2 separate regions of the Homo sapiens genome follow, and region 2 is linked to region 1. The links are chromatin contacts, found by Hi-C or POLR2A ChIA-PET in ENCODE. All regions are on one chromosome and are shown on one strand. Each heading gives the region's core, a stretch centred on a gene start or an enhancer-like site at or near the end of the contact. The rest is flanking DNA. Distances are from core to core; before and after follow the strand shown. Region 1 overlaps MAML1 (mastermind like transcriptional coactivator 1). Region 2 overlaps SQSTM1 (sequestosome 1).

Evidence for each region. A loop is a pair of places that touch in the nucleus more often than their neighbours do. ChIA-PET counts read pairs that join two places held with the same protein, here RNA polymerase II (POLR2A). Pooled maps may share reads with other maps.
Region 2: a loop to region 1 is called in a pooled map, with 7 times the contacts of the local background. The contact joins two enhancer-like sites. A Hi-C loop is called at or near these places in 1 of 168 maps with a recorded cell type or tissue (PC-9), 4 of 37 single-sample maps with no recorded cell type and 9 of 50 pooled maps. POLR2A ChIA-PET finds 5 or more read pairs at or near these places in 23 of 52 experiments (AG04450, B cell, CD4-positive, alpha-beta T cell and 19 more).

What each region holds. Positions count from the first base shown.
Region 1 is chr5:179,777,160-179,782,957 of GRCh38, forward strand. It overlaps MAML1 (mastermind like transcriptional coactivator 1), which reads left to right. Exons shown (of 5, transcript NM_014757.5): 5 at 1-124. Among named protein-coding and RNA genes, the nearest start is that of LTC4S, 14 kb to the right of the region's middle. Within about 2 kb of position 3,397, at least 2 of the 41 ENCODE cell types and tissues checked have a DNase peak (open chromatin) inside an H3K27ac peak, as active enhancers do.
Region 2 is chr5:179,833,046-179,837,528 of GRCh38, forward strand. SQSTM1 (sequestosome 1) reads left to right here. Exons shown (of 8, transcript NM_003900.5): 6 at 1-201; 7 at 542-737; 8 at 3,391-4,483. The coding sequence ends at 3,548. It overlaps MRNIP (MRN complex interacting protein), which reads right to left. Exons shown (of 7, transcript NM_016175.4): 7 at 4,231-4,483. The coding sequence ends at 4,346. Among named protein-coding and RNA genes, the nearest start is that of SQSTM1, 14 kb to the left of the region's middle. RefSeq lists enhancers at 3,724-4,018, 3,800-3,949. Within about 2 kb of position 1,251, at least 2 of the 41 ENCODE cell types and tissues checked have a DNase peak (open chromatin) inside an H3K27ac peak, as active enhancers do.

The sequences.
Region 1 (5,798 bases), core at 2,147-4,646:
TTCATAAAAGTCCTATTAATCCCCATATTCTTCTACTGCCCTTAACTCTGGTATACACCAAAAAGAAATCTTTACTTTCCTTGTTTTATCATTATAAAAATAAAGTATTTTGCTAGTATGGAAACAACCTTTGTATTTGACGTCACCTGGGGTCTGCTGGCAGAAGTTTGGGGATTGGTTTTCTTTTGTAATTTAGCTGCTTGCTTTTCTTGGTTTTTTAATTTTTTCTTTTTAAAGAAATGCTTGTCGAGTCATAGATTTAGCTGCTTTCTTATTGCACATTGTTGGGTGGGAGCTGGTTTGGTTGAAGCCTCAGAGGAGCTTCTGTTATCTGCTGATAGATACTAAATTAGAGCTAGCATCACCCTGAGAAAGCAGGCTGGCCCCAGGACTCACGGGCGTCCATGCAGCTGATGGAGGGGAGCTGGACCGGACGACTGTGCTCTCTTAGCTCTAGCATCACCCTGAGAAAGCAGCCTGTCTCCGGGACTCACGGGCATCCATGCGGCTGATGGAGGGAGCTGGGCCGGACGACTGTGCTTCTCGTGCTTCATGTAGAACCCTTAGGTTTGCCCCTGAAGTCTGTCTGCTCCATGTACTATTTAGTTGCTTTTCAGCATAGAGCTTGGTTTTCCCTTTTTTTAATTGTAAGAATGATGTGCTCTGGCATGTCACACTGTGAAAGGGGACCAGATGATGGAGCCTGGACTGAAAGGGTGAATGGGGCCGCTCACCTCAGAACTCTCCCTGCTTTGCTTTGCTGGGAGCAGGGAGCAGGGCAGCCTGGGAGAGGCTGGAGTTCCTCAAAGGGCAGAGAAGAATGGCCTTCAGGGGACCACAGGGAGGAACCATGCCATGATAGACTCAAAAAGCTAGATTATGCTAATAAAAAGGGGAAGACATCTGTGACACACAGGAAACAGTGTTCGTGGCCTTGCCATAGAAGGCGCAGTAAAGGAGGAAAACTCCGGAGACTCCCTGTGAATTCTTGGCTAAGAATGCACGTTATCTGCAGTGATCTAAAAACACAAACGAGAACAGAAGTGAGTGGCCCTACCTGTGAGATGCACAGTGCTGAGCGGCACCCAGCGCTGGCTGCAGGATGGGAGGCTGGCTGCCGTATGATTGTTCGTGGGAAGAAATTTTGTAGAAGTTATCAAGCTCCTTAAAATGTTCGTGCTGTGTCTGCCTGGACAGTTGCAATTCTGAGAAGCGATCCTTGAAAATGATTCTGGGTATAGAAAAAGGTACAGCACAGTGGTGTTCTTAGTATGGCTGTTTACAGTCGCAGAAAATGAGATGCTAAACTGCTGCCCTAGGGGATTGGTTAAGCAAACTGGTGCTTCCACTCCATGAGATAGGATGCAGCCATTTGAAATATTTATGAAGGTTTTGGACAGTCATTTGGAATAATGGTTTTGTTGGGGCTCTTAACTTGCAAGCCAATAGAAAAGAAATCTGGCTAATATAATCCTATAAATTATTTCCCTACAGCCCATTTTTAAGGTTCCCAGTAACTTTCAGAATCAAAGGAGACATCGGATGGCCAGGCCTCAGTAGTGGCAAGGCCCAGGCAGTTCCAGATCCCTGCAGCCTGCCACTACCCCGAGTCTCTCCAGGTCACCAGCCAGGCTTGGGGGTGATGGAGGAGGACTCGGTAAGGGACAGTTCACTTGGCAAATGTTTAGGGAGCACCTGCTGTGGCCAGGCATTGCCCTAGAGGCAGGGAATATGATAGAAATTGCGGCAGTACAGGAAGGTAAGGTCCCTGTACCGCAGAGCTCACAGTCTCATGGGAAGGAGTTCTTACACAGGTGAGGTAAGTGTTAGGGAGAAACTAAAGCCAGGTAATGAGAGAGGGCAGTGGGGCTGCAGAGGCTGGGGTGAGCCACAGACTACTGTAGACACGGTAGCAACGTAGGTCTCTTAAGAAAGTGACACACAACGTAGGCCTAATCACAGCACTTTGGGAGGCCAAGGTGGGAGGATCACTGAGACCAGCCTGGGCAACATAGAGAGACCCTGTCTCTGTAAAAAAAAAAAAAAAAAAAATTAGGCATGGTAGCACACACCTGTGGTCCCAGCTACTCAGGAGAATAAGGTGGGAGGATCACTTCAACCCAGGAGGTTGAGGCTGCAGTGAGCCAAGATCATGCCACTGCACTGCAGCCTGGGCAGCAGAAACCCTGTCTCAAAAAACAGTGCTGTTAACAGGAAGAGGGAGGAGTGCTTAGGAGCAAGTTAACAGATGCCTGCACATGTTAAATTTAAAAGCAGGCCGGGCACAGTGGCTCACGCTTGTAATCCCAGCACTTTGGGAGGGATCTGTCTGCCTGGGCAGACAGATCACCTGAGGTCAAGAGTTCCGAGACCAGCCTGGCCAACATGGCAAAACCCTGTCTCTACTAAAAATACAAAAATTAGCTGGGCCTGGTGGCACGTGCCGGTAGTCCCAGCTACTTGGGAGACTGAGGCAGGAGAATGGCTTGAACCTAAGAGGCAGAGATTGCAGTGCCAGGATCGTGCCACTGCATTCCAGCCTGGGCGACAAAGCTAAACTCTGTCTCAAAACAACAACAACAGCAACAACAAAAACCCACAAATTTGAAAGCAAGCAATATGCCACTGCATTTAGTAGGATGGTGGCTCTTGCCATCCTCCAGGTGCCTGTGAGCTGCAACCAGCCTGCAGTGCAGGCCTGTGCTGTTCTGAAACCTCTGCCAGCCTGGACAAGACTTGCCCGCCTCCCCTGTCCAGCCCCAGAAGATGCCCAAGGTAAGTCAAGGACAAGCTCCAGGGTCTCTTGCTTGCCCCTGGAGTTGGATGGCACACCATGGTTGGTGGCATTATCAGTAATGCTCCCTGCAGGCCAGCCAGCTGATGCCTGGAGCTGGCAATGTGGCTCTAAAGCTGTTGAAAGATGCAAGATGTTAGCTACCTGCGAACTTGGTCCAAAGCTAGTGGCTGAACTTCAGTGTTCCAGGCACTGCCCTGGCCAGCACAGGAAATGGCGAGTGGTGGCAAATGTCTTGACTGGACTTTTCTTCCCCTTTTGCGTTCAAGCAGTTAATGTCCTGGCCACTCTTCAGATTGGCTTTACTTATGCTTCATGGATAATTTGCTCTTCGCACGCTTACAGTAAGCTGAGCTGCAGAGTTTAGCTAGTGCATGAAAACCATTTCATGGACGTTGGGAAAGATAACTTCAGACTCCCACCCAAAGCAGAAACCAGCGCCACAAGGGGAGAATTCAGGGATCCACCACCCTGTCAGTCTTCTGGGAAGGGTCACGTACATTAGGAAGAACTAGATGCCATCTGCTGCAAAAACAAACAAATGCAGCCAGCTGCCTGCTGGAGGCAGGGCTGCAGAACGGACTTACTCTGAGGATTTCCACACTGCGGGCGACCTTAAGCAAGCCCTGACCACATGGGCTGTGGTGAGAAGCAGCAGGCCGTGTTAGATTGCTATGTGGGATCAGTGTGGAGGCCTCCACTTTTCTTTGTGCCTGGAAAGCAGAACTTTTCAAGACTGAGGACGAAAAACTGGAATTTTGCATCCTTATTAAGATCTAACTACATTTTATGTAGCAGAGACAACTGCTTGCTCACTACTTCTGGATTTATTACTACTGATAACATTTCTCATGAATTTTAAAGTTTTAGGCTGGTTCTATACTTGTAATAACAGATGATTTTATATAACGCAAGACAGAGTCCAACCACATGCAGAATCTTCAAGAGCTATAGATACTGCCGTCCGAGCTCTCTAGAGCTAGAGGCCTAAGGAGGTCCTAGCCCCCAAGTAATAAAAAATTTAAATCTTGGCAGGGTGCGGTGGCTCATGCCTATAATCCCAGCACTTTGGAAGGCCAAGGCAGGAGTATCGCTTGAGTCCAGTAGTTTGAGACCAGCCTGGGCAACATGGTGAGACCCCATCTCTACAAAAAGTTAGCCGAGCGTGGTGACACACTCCTGTAGTCCCAGCTACTAGGGAGGCTGAGGTGGGAGGCTTGCTTGAGACTGGGAGGGCGAGGCGGCAGTAAGCCATGATGGTACCACTGTGTTCCAGCCTGGGTGACAGAGTGAGATACTGCCTGAAAAATGAGAAAAATTAAATCTTGCCGGGCATGGTGGCCTTTGCTTGTAGTCTCAGGTACGCAGGAGACTGAAGAGAGATGATCGCTTGAGGCCAGGAGTTTGGGGCTGCAGTGAGCTATGATTTTACCTGTGAGTAGCCACTGCACTCCAGCCTAGGCAACATAGCAAGACTGTCTCTTTTTTTTTTTGAGATGGTCTCACTATGAATTGCTCAGGCTGGAATGCAGTAGCATGATCATAGCTCACTGCAGCCTGCACCTCCTGGGCTCAAGCACTCCTCCCACATCAGCCTCCCGAGTAGCTGGGGCTACAGGCGTGTACCACCATGCCAAGCTAATTTTTTTAAAAAAAATTTGTAGAGACAGGGTCTTAGTATGTTGCCCAGGCTGGTCTCAAAACTCCTGGGCTCACGCGAGCCTCCTGCCTCAGCCTCCCAAAGTGTTAAGATTACAGGCATGAGCCACCACACCCAGCCAACCCTGTCCCTTAAAACATAAAAAGATAAATCTGTGGCTTCTTTTTGATTCTTGCTTGTGCAGTAACAGGCATGTTCCTTAAACTTTGCAGCTGTCTGTCATTCCTTGCATTTAACCTACTCTATCCAGTTGATCCTGGATTCCCCTCCCCTGGGTCCACTTCTTAGTAAACCTATGGCATTATAGGAACACTAGAGCAGGAGAACAGGGCGAGTCTAAGCCTGAGTGTGCCACTGCTAACCATGTATGGGACCTCTCTGTGGCTGTCCCAAAGCGGGGAGATTGGACCAGACTGAGCGGACAGTTACAGAGGCTGTGATACACTCCAGATACCTGTCAGGACTGAGACCCATTTCCAGGAGTGTTGGACACTCATTGTTCAGAGCTGCTGCCAGCTCATAGCTGACTCTTCCTGGGAATTGTGTTCAGTGGAGGGGAGCTGCCCAAGGTTATGCCCTCTTCCAGGGGCAGCCCATGTCTGGAGACTTGTCGATATGGGAGTATGGAGACCCCAACACCCTTGCCTCAATTTGGGACATCTCCAAAGAGCCATCCTGGCTCCACTGCACCGGTGCTGTCGTCTTGAGGCCTCTGCTGCGTCTGCATCTCAGTTCCACCTCTCGCCTGCCCAATCCAGTAGCCCTTGCTCCCTTATGAGTGGTGCTGATGCCCTTTGAAATCTGCCTTTGGGGCACCTGGCTCGAGAGACTTGGTGCGGGGAGTGGTCCCAGGAAGCCGACTGTAAGCTGGCTCGCTGCTGACTGCTGGCCATGATGACCCCATCACCTGTGGCAAGTGGGACAGCTGTAAAGAGGAACTGTTAAACGTTCGCTGTGGTGGCACCAGGGCAGGACACTGGGGAAGGGAATAGAGTACCCTAGGCCTTTGGGAAGTGTAAGTGGAGGAGTGACTGTGACCTTGAGAGAGATGTTGCGGGGGTTATAGGTGATACCTCGGAGAAAGATAATGAAAAGCTGATCATGACTAATCACTAGAAAAGACACGATGTGAGATCCGTTAGAGGCCTCCTTGGCAGCCAGGCAAGAGGGTGGACACAGCTGAAGGGATCAGGCATGGGGTTGTTACTAAGGCTTCAGAGCTCCAAGAAGGTAGAACTTTCAACCTAGCCGAGTGTGCCATACCAAGGTCATTGTCCTAGTTAGGAATGTGGGACCCTTACACTGGGATGGGGACATCTGGATCGATACTCTAGAACTCTAGAA
Region 2 (4,483 bases), core at 1-2,500, 54 kb after region 1:
ATCGATGTGGAGCACGGAGGGAAAAGAAGCCGCCTGACCCCCGTCTCTCCAGAGAGTTCCAGCACAGAGGAGAAGAGCAGCTCACAGCCAAGCAGCTGCTGCTCTGACCCCAGCAAGCCGGGTGGGAATGTTGAGGGCGCCACGCAGTCTCTGGCGGAGCAGATGAGGAAGATCGCCTTGGAGTCCGAGGGGCGCCCTGAGGCAAGCCTGTGCCCCTCCCGCCACCTGGGACCACGGCCAGCCTAGTGATCTGTGGCCTGCACCTCCGCCTCATCCTCAGCACCTCTGCAGCCCCACTTACAAACCCGAGGGAGCTGCTGCTGCTGCAGTGATGTCTGTGCCATTAAAGTCACGCTGGGAACCTGCTAGAACTTTGTAGTTACTTGGTCTTTGTGAGTGGCCACTGTTCCCCCTAGACCCCTGCAGCCTTAACTGCACGTGTGCATGCGTGCTCCCCGACTGTCTGCCAGGAGCCAGGGCCATGGTCAGGCTTGGCCTGTTGCGCGTGTCTCCTGTGTGCTCATGGTGAGTTTTGTTCCAGGAACAGATGGAGTCGGATAACTGTTCAGGAGGAGATGATGACTGGACCCATCTGTCTTCAAAAGAAGTGGACCCGTCTACAGGTGAACTCCAGTCCCTACAGATGCCAGAATCCGAAGGGCCAAGCTCTCTGGACCCCTCCCAGGAGGGACCCACAGGGCTGAAGGAAGCTGCCTTGTACCCACATCTCCCGCCAGGCAAGTGAACCAAGAGGTTTTGTACATATTCCTACCTTTCCCTTTAGAGCATCCTGCCCTCCTCTGATTTCAGCGACACAAACAGAAGGATGAGATGTTCTCCACTGCAGGGCTGTCTGTAGGTGTGGGAGGTTAGGAGTTGGTTTTGTCCTATTATGTGTACCCTGAGCAATAGCGAGTAAGCTCTGCTAATGCAGTTCTGAAAATGTTTTTCTTTAGGCAAACTCCAGAGCCAGGAATATTAATTGTAGGAGTTTCTAAAACTTAACATGCAGACCAGGAATTAAGGCAGGTGTGACACAGAGAGGGGGCAGCACTGGGTGTGTCCCTACTACTCACACTCAAGTGCCGCCTCAGGGAGTGCTGGTCTGAGAGGGGGGGGGGTCATAGCCAAGATCCCTGTAGGAGCCAGGCAGAAGCCACCGTTGAAGTGGATGGTGTGGCAGGCAGCAGTGGGGGGGTGGGGGGTGGGGACAGCTGACAGAAACTCCTCATTGTCACATGGCAGCCGTGTGTAAACCAAGGTCCGTGTGCACAACCTGCTGTGGGCCGCCGCTGTGTGTCTTCTCTGCCTTAGGGCAGGGGATGGCGAGCTATGGCCTATGGGCCAAGAGTAGTTCTTATTTTTGTTTATTTATTTATTTATTTTTATTGATCATTCTTGGGTGTTTCTCGCAGAGGGGGATTTGGCAGGGTCATAGGACAATAGTGGAGGGAAGGTCAGCAGATAAACAAGTGAACAAAGGTCTCTGGTTTTCCTAGGCAGAGGACCCTGCGGCCTTCCGCAGCGTTTGTGTCCCTGGGTACTTGAGATTAGGGAGTGGTGATGACTCTTAAGGAGCATGCTGCCTTCAAGCATCTGTTTAACAAAGCACATCTTGCACCGCCCTTAATCCATTTAACCCTGAGTGGACACAGCACATGTTTCAGAGAGCACGGGGTTGGGGGTAAGGTCACAGATCAACAGGATAAGAATTTTTCTTAGTACAGAACAAAATGAAAAGTCTCCCATGTCTACTTCTTTCCACACAGACACGGCAACCATCCGATTTCTCAATCTTTTCCCCACCTTTCCCCGCTTTCTATTCCACAAAGCCGCCATTGTCATCATGGCCCGTTCTCAATGAGCTGTTGGGTACACCTCCCAGACGGGGTGGTGGCCGGGCAGAGGGGCTCCTCACTTCCCAGTAGGGGCGGCCGGGCAGAGGCGCCCCTCACATCCCGGACGGGGTGGCTGCCGGGCGGAGGGTCTCCTCACTTCTCAGACGGGGCGGCCGGGCAGAGACGCTCCTCACCTCCCGGATGGGGTCGCGGCCAGGCAGAGGCGCTCCTCACATCCCAGACAGGGCGGCGGGGCAGAGGCGCTCCCCACATCTCAGACGATGGGTGGCCGGGCAGAGACGCTCCTCACTTTCCAGACTGGGCAGCCAGGCAGAGGGGCTCCTCACATTCCAGACGATGGGCGGCCAGGCAGAGACGCTCCTCACTTCCCAGACGGGGTGGCGGCCGGGCAGAGGCTGCAATCTCGGCACTTTGGGAGGCTAAGGCAGGCAGCTGGGAGGTGGAGGTTGTAGCGAGCCGAGATCACGCCACTGCACTCCAGCCTGGGCACCATTGAGCACTGAGTGAACCAGACTCCGTCTGCAATCCCGGCACCTCGGGAGGCCGAGGCTGGCGGATCACTCGTGGTTAGGAGCTGGAGACCAGCCCGGCCAACACAGCGAAACCCCGTCTCCACCAAAAAAACACGAAAACCAGTCAGTCGTGGCGGCGCGCACCTGCAATCGCAGGCACTCGGCAGGCTGAGGCAAGAGAATCAGGCAGGGAGGTTGCAGTGAGCCGAGATGGCAGCAGTACAGTCCAGCTTTGGCTCGGCATCAGAGGGAGACCGTGGAGAAAGAGGGAGAGGGAAAGCTATATCATTCTTATGTCTTTGCATCATCATAGCTTAGCATCTACTCATAAGTGAGAACATATGATATTTGGTATCCATTCCTGAATTACTTTACTTAGGATAATGGCCTCCAGCTCCGTCCAAGTTGCTGCAAAAGGTATTATTTCGTTCCTTTTTGTGGCTGAGTAGTATTCCATGGTGTATATATACCACATTTTCTTTATCCACTCATTGCTTGATGGGCAGTTAGGTTGGTTCCACATCTTTGCAATTGTGAGTTGTGCTGCTCCAGATATCATCTTTAACTCCTTTGCCTTCTCCACATACATTTCCAAGTCCTGTTCATTCTACCTCCAAAATGTATCTTGTATCCATTCATCTCTCTCCATCTTCAATCTATTTCAATGCCCCATCATCTCTTGCATGGAGGAGTGTAATAATTGGCTAACTGGCCTGTTCTTACATTTTAAAATCAAAAGATGTGACAGGTGAAATGCCTATTTCAGTGTCCATTGATGGTTCTGCTTACACACCACCTGGCTGCCTGGTGTCGCAGTGGCAGAGTTGAGCAGTGTGAAAAAGACTGCTTGGCCCTTTACAGGGAAAGCAGGTCCACTGTGGCCTGTGAGGACGAGAGCTCTGGGCAGGCTCGGACACTGGCAGACCCTGGTCCTGGCTGGCCAAGGCAGCAGGGTATGTGTTTCGGGTCACTCACAGGGCTCAGCACCACTCCTCATGGCTTCCTTACTGTTTCGGCAGAGGCTGACCCGCGGCTGATTGAGTCCCTCTCCCAGATGCTGTCCATGGGCTTCTCTGATGAAGGCGGCTGGCTCACCAGGCTCCTGCAGACCAAGAACTATGACATCGGAGCGGCTCTGGACACCATCCAGTATTCAAAGCATCCCCCGCCGTTGTGACCACTTTTGCCCACCTCTTCTGCGTGCCCCTCTTCTGTCTCATAGTTGTGTTAAGCTTGCGTAGAATTGCAGGTCTCTGTACGGGCCAGTTTCTCTGCCTTCTTCCAGGATCAGGGGTTAGGGTGCAAGAAGCCATTTAGGGCAGCAAAACAAGTGACATGAAGGGAGGGTCCCTGTGTGTGTGTGTGCTGATGTTTCCTGGGTGCCCTGGCTCCTTGCAGCAGGGCTGGGCCTGCGAGACCCAAGGCTCACTGCAGCGCGCTCCTGACCCCTCCCTGCAGGGGCTACGTTAGCAGCCCAGCACATAGCTTGCCTAATGGCTTTCACTTTCTCTTTTGTTTTAAATGACTCATAGGTCCCTGACATTTAGTTGATTATTTTCTGCTACAGACCTGGTACACTCTGATTTTAGATAAAGTAAGCCTAGGTGTTGTCAGCAGGCAGGCTGGGGAGGCCAGTGTTGTGGGCTTCCTGCTGGGACTGAGAAGGCTCACGAAGGGCATCCGCAATGTTGGTTTCACTGAGAGCTGCCTCCTGGTCTCTTCACCACTGTAGTTCTCTCATTTCCAAACCATCAGCTGCTTTTAAAATAAGATCTCTTTGTAGCCATCCTGTTAAATTTGTAAACAATCTAATTAAATGGCATCAGCACTTTAACCAATGACGTTTGCATAGAGAGAAATGATTGACAGTAAGTTTATTGTTAATGGTTCTTACAGAGTATCTTTAAAAGTGCCTTAGGGGAACCCTGTCCCTCCTAACAAGTGTATCTCGATTAATAACCTGCCAGTCCCAGATCACACATCATCATCGAAGTCTTCCCCAGTTATAAAGAGGTCACATAGTCGTGTGGGTCGAGGATTCTGTGCCTCCAGGACCAGGGGCCCACCCTCTGCCCAGGGAGTCCTTGCGTCCCATGAGGTCTTCCCGCAAGG